5 separate regions of the Homo sapiens genome follow, and regions 1, 2, 3 and 5 are each linked to region 4. Evidence: chromatin contacts called from ENCODE Hi-C or POLR2A ChIA-PET data. All regions are on one chromosome and are shown on one strand. The core of a region is the stretch at or near the end of the contact, and the rest is flanking DNA. Distances in the headings are between cores, read along the strand shown.

Evidence for each region. Hi-C counts contacts between places; a loop is a spot of excess contacts on that map. ChIA-PET counts read pairs that join two places held with the same protein, here RNA polymerase II (POLR2A). Pooled maps may share reads with other maps.
Region 1: a loop to region 4 is called in a map of naive thymus-derived CD4-positive, alpha-beta T cell, with 10 times the contacts of the local background. The contact joins the promoter of MTHFS here to the promoter of MORF4L1 in region 4. A Hi-C loop is called at or near these places in 1 of 168 maps with a recorded cell type or tissue (naive thymus-derived CD4-positive, alpha-beta T cell) and 10 of 50 pooled maps. POLR2A ChIA-PET finds 5 or more read pairs at or near these places in 2 of 52 experiments (K562 and activated CD4-positive, alpha-beta T cell).
Region 2: a loop to region 4 is called in a map of gastrocnemius medialis, with 8 times the contacts of the local background. The contact joins the promoter of FAH here to the promoter of MORF4L1 in region 4. A Hi-C loop is called at or near these places in 2 of 168 maps with a recorded cell type or tissue (CD14-positive monocyte and gastrocnemius medialis) and 9 of 50 pooled maps.
Region 3: a map of CD8-positive, alpha-beta T cell shows a loop between it and region 4 (16-fold over the local background). The contact joins the promoter of ST20 here to the promoter of MORF4L1 in region 4. A Hi-C loop is called at or near these places in 2 of 168 maps with a recorded cell type or tissue (CD8-positive, alpha-beta T cell and naive thymus-derived CD4-positive, alpha-beta T cell), 1 of 37 single-sample maps with no recorded cell type and 10 of 50 pooled maps. POLR2A ChIA-PET finds 5 or more read pairs at or near these places in 1 of 52 experiments (CD4-positive, alpha-beta T cell).
Region 5: a map of A673 shows a loop between it and region 4 (13-fold over the local background). The contact joins the promoter of ZFAND6 here to the promoter of MORF4L1 in region 4. A Hi-C loop is called at or near these places in 1 of 168 maps with a recorded cell type or tissue (A673), 1 of 37 single-sample maps with no recorded cell type and 7 of 50 pooled maps. POLR2A ChIA-PET finds 5 or more read pairs at or near these places in 1 of 52 experiments (Panc1).

Annotation. Positions count from the first base shown.
Region 1 is chr15:79,895,678-79,898,377 of GRCh38, reverse strand. It overlaps MTHFS (methenyltetrahydrofolate synthetase), which reads left to right and starts at 1,364. Exons shown (of 3, transcript NM_006441.4): 1 at 1,364-1,506. The coding sequence starts at 1,390. All of the region lies in intron 2 of ST20-MTHFS (ST20-MTHFS readthrough), which reads left to right. RefSeq lists an enhancer at 866-915 and a silencer at 1,056-1,355.
Region 2 is chr15:80,151,685-80,154,384 of GRCh38, reverse strand. It overlaps FAH (fumarylacetoacetate hydrolase), which reads right to left and starts at 1,386. Exons shown (of 14, transcript NM_000137.4): 1 at 1,250-1,386. The coding sequence starts at 1,330. RefSeq lists a silencer at 1,398-1,957.
Region 3 is chr15:79,922,302-79,925,001 of GRCh38, reverse strand. It overlaps ST20 (suppressor of tumorigenicity 20), which reads left to right and starts at 1,250. Exons shown (of 3, transcript NR_037653.2): 1 at 1,250-1,550. ST20-MTHFS (ST20-MTHFS readthrough) reads left to right here and starts at 1,910. Exons shown (of 4, transcript NM_001199760.2): 1 at 1,910-1,963. It overlaps ST20-AS1 (ST20 antisense RNA 1), which reads right to left and starts at 2,231. Exons shown (of 1, transcript NR_028330.1): 1 at 148-2,231. RefSeq lists enhancers at 11-671, 873-922, 1,353-1,532 and silencers at 1,063-1,212, 1,833-1,882, 1,893-1,962, 1,983-2,092.
Region 4 is chr15:78,871,640-78,874,339 of GRCh38, reverse strand. It overlaps MORF4L1 (mortality factor 4 like 1), which reads right to left and starts at 1,450. Exons shown (of 12, transcript NM_006791.4): 1 at 1,283-1,450. The coding sequence starts at 1,322. RefSeq lists enhancers at 599-838, 232-863 and silencers at 949-1,008, 1,419-1,678.
Region 5 is chr15:80,058,413-80,061,112 of GRCh38, reverse strand. ZFAND6 (zinc finger AN1-type containing 6) reads right to left here and starts at 1,437. Exons shown (of 7, transcript NM_019006.4): 1 at 1,304-1,437. RefSeq lists silencers at 865-1,734, 1,431-1,759.

The DNA of each region.
Region 1 (2,700 bases), core at 115-2,614, 1.0 Mb before region 4:
TAAAAATGAACAGATTAGAAAAGTACGTAGTTTGTTAGACCTCGTGTTCTAACTTTTAGGTCAGCAAATCTAATTGCACTATGTATACGCTGTACCTGCCTGGCCTTCCCTTTTTCTTACAACACAGTCCCCCTGGGACTTGCATTAGCTTTCCCTGGAAGCTGTTGATAGATTCCATAAAGAAGCCAGAACTCCCCTCTCAAGCCATGTGCATTCTCACCGGGCACTTAATTAATGCTTTACCTAGGAGGTGTGATTCTTAACGGTGGGGATTAAGACACTGGGGCGGTCAGTAGGGACGTATTTTTGGCAGAGACAGCTCTGGTTTTCTTAGGAAGTCACATCTGAGAGGCAACCGTCTATGCCATCTGAGGCGCCTGTCTACTGGGAGCAGTTTAAGACTTAACAGTTTCTTTTACCTCTTCCTGCAAGTGCCTCACCCACCCCCCAACTGCTTTTAGTTTTAATTCATTTTTGTGTTTTAATCAGAGCTGAGTGGTGGGAATGAACAGTCACTGATGGTTATAACAGGAAGTACCTATGTGGGCACTATTACCTGGAATACATTCACACTAGAAACCCGCAAAATTTGGCTTTTACACTACAGTTATTGCTTTAGCAGTGTTCCCGATTATGTATCATCTATACATTCATCACATAAGGACATTTCCATCAACCACTGTGGTCCCTTAAGATTATAATGGAGCTGAAAAATTCCTAATACCTACTGATGTGGTAGCCAACCAACACATTACCTTTTCTGTGTTTAGATACACAAGTATCACGGTGCTTACAATTGCCTACAGTATTCGGTACAAAATACGCTGTACAGGTGTGTAGCATAGGTGTGTAGTAACTTTGTGTAACTACACTCTGATGTTTGCACAAGAAGGAAATCGGGGCATCTGTCAGACCTATCCCTGTAGTTAAGCGACTCGTGACGATTTCGCTACATGTCCTGCCTTGCCCTTCTTTTCTGGCCCCTGAAGTCCCACTACTGAACAGTACAAGAGATGCCAGGCACCGTGGGTACTGCCGGCCATCTTTACCATCCCCGCCAGTGGCGCTGCCGCCTCCGCGGTCCCGGTGAGGGCCCAGGCTCAGGGAGGTCAGGCGGCAGGGCAGCGACGGCGCCTCGCCACCGCTCCCCTAACCGGGGAGGGCGAGCCGGACCACGGGGACCGCACGAGGGCTGGGTCCCAAGGGCCAGAGGCGAGGTAAGCGCGCGGCGCGCCGCGGGCCCGCGTCCCGGAAGCGGGGTGGGGGCGCTTCCCCGAGCCCCGACCCGCCCCTAGGCCGCGGATCCACCTGGGAGCGGCCAGGGGCGGAGACCGAACCCGAGGGCGCCCAGGGCGCCGAGGGCGGGACTGGACTCGGCTTGGGCGTGAGATGGCGGCGGCAGCGGTGAGCAGCGCCAAGCGGAGCCTGCGGGGAGAGCTGAAGCAGCGTCTGCGGGCGATGAGTGCCGAGGAGCGGCTACGCCAGTCCCGCGTACTGAGCCAGAAGGTGCGAGGCCGCCCGTAGCGGAAGCCGCGGCGGACAGACCCTCCGAAGGCCTGGCGGCCAGCGATTGCTGATCTGTGCATGGTCCGTGCTGGCGCTGGGCTAGGCGCCCCCCCACCCCCCGGCGCGCGCACGTTTCCCCTCCCGGCGCGCGCACGCCCCCTAGTCGTGGTCTGGACGCTCTTGGCACTATGGCGGGGAGAGGGCCCGGTAGTGAAAGTTGTGGGGCTAAAGAGCGAGAGGACGGCAGGGGTTGACAGATTTATCTCTGGGAGGGGAGTTTGTTTGCATGGGTGGCTCTTTTGGTGCTCGAAAACCCTCCGTGGGGATGACGGTGCTGTGGTGAGAGCACGGTGAGAACAGAAAGTTGTGGTAGAGGAGATGGGTGAACACCTGAGTGCCCAGGTTCCCTCAGTGAGGCCTAAAGTTAATGAGCTACGAGTAAGACTCCGGTTATATTAGTAAAATGGCCAGAGAAAGATGCAGGTGCTTTAGACGAGGGAACACCAAAAAAGGTGTGGAGATGCCAAAGGGCAGAACTCAGAGGTTGACTGGACTTCACTAAGCATATGGAGGGCTAAGGCTGTGTCTCAGTAGCTCCAGGGCCTAGGCTTTTCCTGTCTCAGAGTTGGTCAACATTAAATGCTTTTTCTTGAGTGAACGAAAGGAAGACTTGGCTATCATATCCAGGCTTCCCAAGAACGTAGGAAACAGAAGAGAGAAATGAGAGGAATAAGTGAGGGTCCGTGTTTGTTGGTTAGCAGACCTCTGTTTCATTACTTTCACCAACTGCACTGCTATGTATTTTTAGTCTATGTAATGTCAGTTTTCTTATCAATAAAATGGCAGTCATATCCTGTTGTGAAGGCATGTTCTAAAGAGTTTTTGGGGACTCATTTTTGTTAGACACCAGAGGAAGAAAAATTTAATGTCCCCTGAATAAGTACGTATTTGTAATTCTGTTGTAAGTCAAACTGATGATCTGTCTTCCCAGCATCATGCTTCAGAGACACCAGATATTTGGAAACTTGATGTTCCTTGGAATTAGTTATACCATCAGGCTTTCTTAATTACCCTTCACTATTCTATTATCCGTTATTTACTCAAATTCAAGGTGCCTATGGGTTAAAGCAGTAAAGCATATATGCTCATTTCACCCCTCTCTTCATCTATGTAGGTGTGTATGAGGGAATCTAT
Region 2 (2,700 bases), core at 137-2,636, 1.3 Mb before region 4:
GATATTAATTCGATTCCCCTGAGAAAGCAAGTCAGAGCTCCCTACTGGGGTGTGCCTGCCTCTCACAAATGTTTCTGTCTAATGGATTTGTGCTCCCAGGAAAGGTGAGGGAGGACACATCTGCCGAGGGCAAAGTGTTTGAGGAGGGCAGAGGGAGGGCTCTGTCTGCAGAAAGGTTGTTGGCCATCACAAGTTAAGATTTAATGTGCCTCAGATTGTGTCCTCCAGGGGATTGAGTGTCCACTTTCTGTATCCTTGCAACATCTGGTCAGCCCGGCCAGATGTGAAACCACAAGTTGACTCTTCTAGACCAAAGCACTTACCGCAGACAGGCCCACAAAAGGCCAGCCACTTGCATCCAATGACAAGCCATGGGGGAAGGAGGGAACCCCACTTTCCAAGAAGAAGCCAACTGCCAGGCCCCTCGTTTAGCAAACATTTCCTGATTCTGGGGTTCTATGGCTTACAGAGATGAATCAGGAGTTTACCTTTAAAGTTGGGAGCAGAAATCTAAGCCAAAAATATCATCAACAAATCCAAGGGAATCTGCTTTTCCAACCTAGGGAACCTCTTATTATCTATTTGCTGATAAACCCCCAGTTTTCAAATACTTCTTTCTACCAATCAGACTACACTGACTTAGTCAAAGTTTGTTTCCCTGCCCTCTTTCTTCTGATCAGTAGGGGAATGCCAGGGAGCCCACACCAGGAGCTGAAAGAATTTCAGCTATAGGCAGAGACACTTGCCATCTTAGATCTCACAACTCTAAGCCAAGAAACGCGCGTGCCCCTCTGACCTGCTACGCATACCGGGTTATCATTTCCCGGGTTCTAGGGTTAGGGGCTATCCAGCGAGATGAACCACCAGCCCTGACCTGGCCTCTTGGGCGAGAGAAACACACCGCAACCACCTCGGAGTAGGCAGCATGCCTGTGTGCTGCAGCTTCCGGTAACAGAATCCTGCTTGCTCTGCTTGTCTGGGAGAGTGACACGATTCATTTCATTTTGCATTTAATTCTCAGCAAACCTGCGGACAATGAGGCTGAAAAGTTAAACAACGTGCACAGCTAGAAAGTTACGAGGCGGGACTCGAGCCCATAGGCACTCTCACGGAACGAATCTTAAGAGAAAAATGGCACAAGCCTCCATCCCGCCCCTCATTCCACTCCATTCCACTCCACTCCACTCCACTCCACTCCACTCCACTCCACTCCCTCCCCGCGCCCGGACGCCAAAGCCCCACTGCTCACGTCGCCTCTGGTCGAGAAGACGCCGTAGGGCAGGTTGTGGATGGGGAAGTCGGAATCCTCGGCCACCGGGATGAAGGACATGCTGAAGAGCACCCGGCACGGCTGCGGGCCTAAGGTGGCGTGCGGAGAGCAGGACTGAACTCGGCCGCTGTGGTCAGGCCCGGCCCCGCCCCCCTGCCCGCCCCCACGGCCTGTCCGGGTGACACAGCAGGGACCCCGGAGGCTCCTACCTGACTTTTGGTCTCACCGTGAACACCCCGCCCCCGAACCCCGAGCCCTGCCCCTCCCCCCTACCCTGACCCCCGCCAGCTCCAGGTCCTCCACAGTCTCGCCCGCCCTTCCAGAGCCCCGCCCCGCCCCTGGCCCCGCCCCCGTGGGCCTCAGGTCCTCCAGTCTCTCCTCCCTCCCTGAGCCCCGCCCCTCCCCTTGCCCCGACCCCGCGAGCCCCAGGTCCTCCACAGTCTCACCCTCCCTCCCTGAGCCCCGCCCCTCCCCTCGCCCCGCCCCTCCCCTCGCCCCGCCTTGCAAGCCCCAGGTCATCCAGTCTCTCCCTCCCTCCCTGAGCCCCGCCCCTCCCCTGGCCCGGGTACCCGAGAGTCCCAGGCCCTCCAGTCTTGCCTCACTCCCCGAGCCCCGCCCCTCCCCTGGCCCCGCCCCCGTCCTGATCCCCGCCCTGTCCGCGAGTCCACGTGGGGGAGATCTGGTTCCAGCCCCCGCTCGGGGCAGCTAGCTGGTCCTACCGAGAGCAAACCCCAGCTTAGCATTTAAGGCTCTGCCCTGCATGACTCCAGCCTCGCTCGCCCCGGCTGCTGCCCTGCTCTTCAGCTCAACAGAACTCTTGTCCGCTTCCTGGAAACACTTTCTCCCCAAGAGCTGCTCCCTGAGCTTCAGAAGAACACCCAGTCGCGTCCTTTCTGCCTTCATACCATGATGCTCCGTCCAGCTATGACACTTCCACTTGTATGTCAGAGAAGGGGACAGTTAGGCCTGTTTGGAAGGCTTCAATTAATGAGAATTAATATTCTAAAAAATATAACTCACCTGTTTCACATGCCAGTAGTAAAATGACGTTGACAAGATGCTCAACCTTGGACAAGTTACTTAAACTTTCTCTACCTCAGCTTCCTTCTCTGTATAATGTTGATGATAATAGTTCCTACTTCACAAAGTTGATATAAGAATGGAATGAATTAATATTTGTGAAGCACCTAGAATAGTGCCTGGCATATACAGGTTATGTGTGTGTGGAAAGAGAGAGAAGGGAGGGAAAAAGAGGAAAGGAGGGGAGGGGGATAAAGGAAAGGAAAGATAAAAGAGAAATAGGAGAAGAGAGAGAGGGAGAAAGAAAAGAAGGAAGACAGGAAAGAAGGGAAAGGCAGACTATCTTAGGGTGGGTTCAAGGTGTTATCTAATCACTCATGTGCAGTCAGCTGCAGTTTTTTGAGACCATG
Region 3 (2,700 bases), core at 1-2,500, 1.1 Mb before region 4:
AGCCAAAGCAGCGCACAATTGACATCTGAAGCCCAATGAATGTGATCAAAACAAAGCACTTAAATTTTGTTTGGATTTGCTGCCACTAGTACACATCGTAAAGGCAGATTTTCACACTCATACAATTTTCTGCATTCTTCAGTATCTGTCAGCGTGTTCAAATACTTTTAATACACAACTTTTAATACACAAGACACACTTTGGAAAACTTTTTCCGAAGAAAATGATCCAAAGAGCAGAATGTGAGTCAATAAACGGAGAAAGGCAAGCAGCGGTTTTCCATCTTCTGCGCCAGTGTGCTGTAAACTTTTAAGTCCGGAAAACTATGTTTTAACCGATGAGATAATGCCTTTCAAAGTGATTAGCACGACCGGGCGCGCGGTGGCTGACGCCAGTAATCCCAGCACTTTTGAGTGGCTGAGGTGAGCGGATCACCCTGAGGTCAGGGTCGAGACCAGCCTGGCCAAAATGGCGAAACCCCGTCTCTACTAAAATACAAAAATCAGCGAGGCGTGGTGGCGCCCGCCTGTAATCCCAGTTACTCGGGAGGCTGAGGCAGGAGAATCGCTTTAAACCGGGAGGCGGAGGTTGCAGAGCCAAGATCGGGCCATTGCACTCCAGCCTCGGTGACAAAATATAATAATAATAAAATTAAAAAGGGCTTAGCATAGTATCTGGCCAGTAAGAAGAAATTATGATTATTATTTTGACCTTAGACCTCTCTTAACTGTCTGAAATTCGGGTTTCTTAAAGGACACAGGCGGTCTCTGAGGCTCCCGCCAGCGGAAACAATCTCCCATTAAAATAGGCATCGGTTAAATATTTGCTGAACAAAGTAAACTACGTCTCCCCGAATCCCATTGAGCGCCTACTCGAGATCCGGACCGGAGCCGGGCAGGACGGGCCCGTCGGTCCCACACGCCGTATAAGTGGGTGGAGAATACCCCACACGCCCAGACCAATAGGCGGGGTGAACGAGGACCGTGTTCACCAACTCAGCCCGGCTCGCGGAATGCCTTCTGTTCGCCTCCGGGCTTGCAGTGGCTTTCCGTCGCAGGTCAGGCCGCGTTCCACTTCCGCCGGCAGTCCAGACACGCCCCTCCGGGTCCAATCCCCGCCCCTCACACACCTGGCCCCGCCCCGTCGGGAGCTCGGCGGTCCTCTCTGCGCTAGGTCTTCTTAGCGCCCGACGGGGCCACGCCCATCCCCGACGCTCTGAGGTCACCTACAGGGCCGACCCTCGGTGGGCGGAGGGACGGAGGGAAGATGGCTGCAGAGACCGGATATTGGCGCTGCCTCCCCGAATCCCGGACCTGCGCTGAGGAGGCGGTTCATCTGTGGCCAGCGGTGCTTCGGGACCCGCGCTGGGGGAACCCTGGCGACGGGGCCTGGCCCTGCTATATGCGGGGGCCTCGGCTGGAGTGAGCGGCGTGGACGCCTCTTTCCTCCGGCTCTTCCCTTGTTGCTGCGAGAGCGAGAGGGCCGCGGGCGGCGGAGGCAGCGGGGCCGGGATGGAGGACGTTAACTCTAACGTGAACGCGGACCAGGAGGTGCGGAAGCTGCAGGTGCCGGTGAAGAAGCTGGGGAAGCAGCACGAACAGCCGAGGAGCCGCTCGCGCTGTGCTGGGCCCCGGCTCCATCGCGGTTCGCCGGCTCCTCCACTCCCTCCTACGGCGCGGGGTCCCCTCGGGGCTTCCCCTTGGGTCTCAGCGCAAAGTCGGGCGGCGGGGCCGGATGGACCCGAGGCGGACGAATAACGAGGAGCTGCGAGACGCCACCTTCTTGCTGGCGGCGGGGGAGGGCGGCTTGCTAGACGACCTGGAGCGTCTGTCAGGCTAGGAGGAGGGGGAGGAGAGCTGGTGAGCGCCGGGCGCCGGGCGGGGCTGGGCGGGGACGCCCCGGTGGCGGAGGACGTCCCGGAGGATCCCTCTGGTCGGGCGCCTGGCTTTGTGTAGCCAGCCAGGTCCGCTCTCGGCGGGTACTCGTGGTCTTGCTCTGGCAGAGGGGAGGTCAGTTGGAGTTGGGGGTTCGAGGCTTGCAAGTACAGGGCTTGTAGCTCCTTCTCTGGATTGTGGACCCTCTGGGTGCTGGGCCCTATTGGGGTTGGTGGGTTGGTTGGATCCAGAAGGGCTGTTCGCCGTGGGGAGGAGTCGGAGGTGGGAAACTGCTTTGTAGGCAGGGATTCTGCTTTGTATAGGAGACCAGCTTTCGGATGCTGGTCTGGGCATTTTGGATGTTGGGGAGGGGTTTGGCTTGATGAGGTATCACCAAGTTCGGGGGGTGCAGACCAAAGTCGCCGACGTCTATGCAGCGGTTGGTGTTTGGGATCAATTTCTAGCGTGGATGGGGAGACCATGTGGATCAGCACTCCCCTTTAGGTAGTGGGGTAAAGCTTGCTCTGTGTGAAGAGGTCAGAGGATGGTGGTGTTTTGTGTGAAGAATCAAGGGTGAAACAAGAGCCCTGGCTCTGATATTTTAAAACAAGAATTGAGTCTGGCATTTTGCAGAGCTCTGAATTGACATTTATCACATCTATCCTTCATTTCCATGTCCTCCTATGGGCAGAAAAGAGTCCTATTTTAATACCTAAACCAAAGCTGTATTGTCATAAGCCACTTCTTGATGAAATTGTGACACACACCTTAATATCACTTTCATAAATAGGAAATGGGAGGCTTTTCTCCTCATTTTATTATAAAG
Region 4 (2,700 bases), core at 201-2,700:
TATTCCATAAACTTAAAATACGCAGTACTACGGTTTGAGGTTTACGGCTCTAAAAGGAATTCTAATGCAAGTCTAAAAACCCCTAGAACAAAAATCGTACGCATGTAGACATCGTATTTACGGTAACTAGCATAAATTTCCATAGCAATGAAAAGGAATGTTAAAGTGTTCCTCCTTTCTCAACAGGACTTTACTTCCTTTTTAGCTATTAGACCTCCACCTTATTATACGTTAACTGAAGCGTTGTGAAAATTTAAAGAGCTGCCTTCCACTGGGAGTCAGTCTAACCTTACCCAAAACTCATGTCAATCGAAAACCAATTAATAAAAAGAAATTCAACTTTCAAGTCATTGTTAAACACTGCAACTAATCAAACAATTACTGCATTTAAAAAATGACGTCGAGGCAATGGGACTTACAAATGCAAACGGCGTCAACACTGCATTCAGATCATTTTTATTTACTTTTTACGAGCAACTGCAAAGCGAGAGCTCACTCACATTACCATAGGATCTCGGCACTGCGCCCAAGAATAGCAGAGTGATGCCTCCAGGCAACACAAAGCGGAGGAAAACGCTCATCTCACTTTTTTTTTTCTGTCCCCACCCACCACTCTGTGGTATGCGGAGGGCCCCGGCAACCTTCTGGTCGTCGTGGAAGGGGGCGCTGCATCTGCCCGTAAGCTGTGCCTCCATACGGGACCGAGACGCCGGCGGCCATGATGGCGCCGCCATCTTGCAACGGCCATTTTACAACGCACTTCTCCCGCCCCGTGGCGCCAAACCCACCCCCATCCGCAGCTGAGTTGCCACCGAACGCAACCACCCCGGGGCTCCAGGAAGCACCGAAAAACCCGTCGTAGCTGCCCAAGCGGCCGGGCGCGCCGCAGGACCGCCCGAAACAGCCACCGCCCCTCCCCCCCCGCCGCCACATCACTTCCCCTAACCGCCGCCATGGCGCTCCCGTCGCCTCCCTACAATAGGCTGCTCTCTCCGCGCCCTCTTCCTCAGAACAATAACAAACACTTGACGAGGGTGTGCCACGCGCCAAACGCTCTCTCTCCCACTCTAACGCCTGCGCAGCACTCTCGCTTCACAAAGCGCTTTCTCACAATGACGCACCGGAATTGCCATCCGCAATGCGCTTTCCCCGCACAAAGCACTGACCGCCGCCTTCTCAGGGCGCAGCCCGCGCCGCCCCCGGCCCTCAAGCCTCAATCACCTCGAGCCCGCCTCTATCTCCTGCGCCGTTAGGTGCCTTTTTCCCAAAGGCGCACACTCACCCTCCTGGAATTTAGGCTTCGGGTCCTGCTTCGGCGCCATTTATAAGTGATTCGCCGCCTCCTCCTTCTCCCACCACCCCCGACTACCGCCCCCTACTCTCTACCCCACCCAACTCCGCGTCAGACGCGCCGTCAGGCACTGCCAGCTCTACATCCTGGGCCGGATTTGCCAGCGCCCGCAGACCTCACAGCACCGCGACCCGCGCAGCCGCTGCTCCAGCCAACGACAGCCCGCCGCGCACGCGCCCCTGCGCCCGCGCCGCCCCAGGGCACGCCGGGACTGGTAGTTCGGAGTCGGTGGAGGCGCCCCCCCCCCCCCCCCGGGTGGGGGAGGGGCCGGCTACCCTACCCCACCCCACCCCCGCTTCTCTCTCCATGCCCCCGGCTGCTGCGGGTTGGTAAAGCGGGGATTTGATTTCGTGGGAGGTTAAGGCGGAGCTGGCGATGGGGGAGAGTGGGGGTGGTGAGCCACCAGTGATAATAGAATGGGAAAGGCCCAGTTGCGACGTCCCTTGGGCAAATAAGCCCCCGTTGATGTTGAAGTAGTCGGAGAGAATAGGGCTGGCTCGGAAACCTACATTCAATAGCATTCCGCTAGTTTTTGCATAGAAAGGCTTTAGGATCAGCAAGAGGGTGGGAACTGGGGTCCGCTTCTGGAAGCTTCGTTGTTTAGCAACCCCACTGCGGAGCCTATTTGGTGGGATTGATAGCCATTTGTTGGCTCCTAGGTCTACCTCCTCTTCTCCAGCCCAGCCTTGCGGAAATGAGGATGATGACGTGGGAAACACTAGTCACGCTTTAGCTTTTTGAGATAATGGAGCTCTGCTTTCTGAAAAAGGCTAGTGTGAATATGTCAACGTCTGTATTCCGTACCTGCCCTGTTTGTGCTTCTTGTCACTCTAAACAAACGGATTTCTTCAATATTATACCTTTTTTTTTTTTTCTGAGATGGAGTGTCGCTCCGTTGCCCAGACTGGAGTGCAGTGGCGCGATCTCTGCTTACTGCAGCCTTCGCCTCCCAGGTTCAATCGATTCTCCTGCCTCAGCCTCCGGAGTAGCTGGGATTACAGGCATGTGCCACCACGCCCAGCTAATTTTTGTATTTTTAGTAGATACTGGGTTTCACCATGTTGGCCAGGCTGGTCTGGAACTCCTGACCTCGTGATCCGCCCGGTTTGGCCTTCCAAAGTTCTGGGATTACAGGCGTGAGCCACCGTGCCTGGCCTAAACAAACGGATTTATGTCGTTCCCTGTTCAAAAACAACTTTGTTGGCTAAGCTGCAAAATAGCACCATTTCCGTCAGTTTATTGTGAGAATTACATATACGGGCTTAGCGCGGTACCCAACAATGAATAAGTGCTCAATGAACTTTAGACGATAAATCTCAAAGTCCTTAGCCTGGTATTTAAATCCTTCC
Region 5 (2,700 bases), core at 188-2,687, 1.2 Mb before region 4:
CTAGGGCTCTGGAGAAACTATACACAACTCAGAAAGTGCCTTAAAATTGGTGACATGGTTACCGAACAACTAACCTTAAAAGTTTATGGTATTTTACACTTTTAAAAAATCAAATTCCGATTTCGGTTTGAAAGAGGAATTTAATCCTGTTTCTCGGAGCTTCAAAATCATTAATTCTGCCCGGCTTTTTTTTGAGACGGAGTCTCCCTCTGTCGCCAGGCTGGAGTGCAGTAGCGCGATCTTGGTTCACTGCAACCTCCGCCTCCCGGGTTCAAGCGATGCTCCTGCCTCAGCCTCCCAGTAGCTGGGACTACCGGCGCCCGCCACCACACCCAGCTAATTTTTGTATTTTTAGTAAAGACAGGGTTTCACCATGTTGGCCAGGATGGTCTCGATCTCCTGACCTCGTGATTAGTCCGCGTCGGCCTCCCAAAGTGCTGGGATTACAGGCGTTGAGTCACCGCGCGTGGCCAATTCTGCCCAGTTTTTATGGCCCAACAACTTAATATAAATTATCTTTAGGTAACCCCAAGGTCCTAACTTCCTCACAACTGGTTACAACTTCCGAGATGTGAAGGTAAATCATAGCGTCCCAACTGTGTAGGATAGTTAGCACGTGACTTAAAAACCAAGTTAAAAAGATTTCAAACACAATATTCTTTCATACTTTTTTAGGTAGCTAAAACTTAAATATAACTATTTCAAAAAAGCAGACAAAAAATTTAGAATCCTAAGCAAGCTAAACCCAAGCAGGAAAAAAAGAGACCAATTCCCTTCCCGGTGCCAGTCAGGAGTTGGAGACACCGGGCTGCCTCCGGCTGGTTTCTGAAAAACGCCGCAGGTGGAAAAACATCCCGAAGAGGACCTGAGACTCGGAGGAGGCGGGGAACTGACGCGCCCCAGTGTGCCCGGGGCCCTTCCGACCCCCGCCAGCCAACCGCTCGCAACCCGCTCGGGGCGGCGCGCGTCGCGGCCTCCGCGGCCCTGAAGAACTGAGGCTCCCGACCCCAGCGCGACCACCCTGACAGGAAGCGGCCCCCGGCCGCGGGCGCCCGCGCGCCGTCTGAGGTGAACCCGCCGATCTCCGGCCCCCACCCCCGGAGCCGGGAGTCCTCGCCCTCTCGCCCGCGGCCCCCGCGGGCCCACCACCTGCTGCGCCGGCCGGCCGCCCTCCGCTTCCGGCTCTCGGGCGCCGGGAGGGGCCGGGGGCGGGCCTCGCCTAGCTGCAGCCGGGTGGGGGAAGGGAGCAGGCGGGGGAGGGGCAGCGCCGGGCAAGCCGGGCCCCGCGGGCCGCGCTCCTCACCTGGCGGCGGGTCTCTCCGCCTGACACGCTGCGCGCCGCCGCCGGTAGCCGCCGGTGAATGGGTACAGGTAATGCCGCCGAACCCCTGCTTGCTCCGGCTCCGCCACCGCCGGCCCCTCCGTCCGCTGTTTATTAAACTTTTCTGTTTGGTTGTTCGGCCTATGACGCGACCGCGGAGGAGAGCCACTGGATTGGCCGGCTCCCGCGGCTGACGCGCGGGCCCCGCCCGCCCGCTAATTATTACCGGCGCGGGCGGGGCCGCAGGCCGGAGGAGGCGGGGAGAGGCGGGGTCAAGGCTCGGAGCGCACGGCAATTGGCCGGAGGCAGGAAAAGAGGCGGGGCGGAGCGAAAGGAGATGCTCCTCCGCCTTCTGCACCTCCAGTGTCCCTTGCTCCACTGCCCTCTCTGGGGCGCTTCCCGCCGCGGTTTCTCTACCTCCAATAGCTACGGGAAGGCGATTAAGAGGTGCCGCGGAGACTTTAAGGGCTTGGTTATGTAGGTTCAGGTACCTTTGCCACCTCGCAGGGAATGGCGTGTCCCTGTCTTGGACTGAGGCACCAAAAAGAGTTGCACTCCACCTGCCACTTGTGCAGGAAGGAATTCTGAGCTTCTGTCTTCCCATGCAGGCCGGCGCCTCAGTCTGCAAGCGCAAAGTCCGAGCTCAGGGCGCATACTGGAAAGCAGTTCTCTGCCCTGTCCTGAACTGGGACTTGGAAATAGAAGCAAGACGAGAAGCGTGCATGCACACGTGTGCAATACATACATGCACAGGCACAAGCACCCCCAGTTCCAGCCTGTTCCAAAAGCACGGGGTCAGTTCCCACCTGCGTGGTGCACGCTGGGCTGCTGCGCTGGAACTAGGGGTGATAGGCAGAATGGCTCCCCCTGAAGTTTTTCAGCCTTCGTTCGGGCTCACGAGCATCACGAGCAGGAAGTACGTGACACTTTAGTTCGAGGTCATTCAATCCTATTGTGAATGAGGAGTTCCGTTAGGGCATCCAGGTAGGCGAGCCCAGTCCTGAGAATCCTCTTTATTTTAAATGTTGGTATTTTGTTATTCATGGATTTTTTTTTTGCATTAATTTTAATTTTAAAAAATAAAAATGTTATTCATCTTGATCACTTAGTTTTTTGGTGCTCCCTTAAATGTTGTGCCTGAAGTGAGTACCTGTTGAGCATTTAGCAACACAGAAGTCACCTTGGGGAGTACAGTTTAAGTGGAGGACAAAAGCCTGATTGGAATGGTAATAAAACCTACTTGTTAGGCTATTTGTGGGGGTTAAATAACATAATATGTGTGAAAGAGCTTCTTGAACTAGCAAGGTTATGCGTCAAGTCTTACGGATTTTGTCTTAAATGTATTTTTCTTCCGATTCTTGTCCAGTTTATCGTTGTAT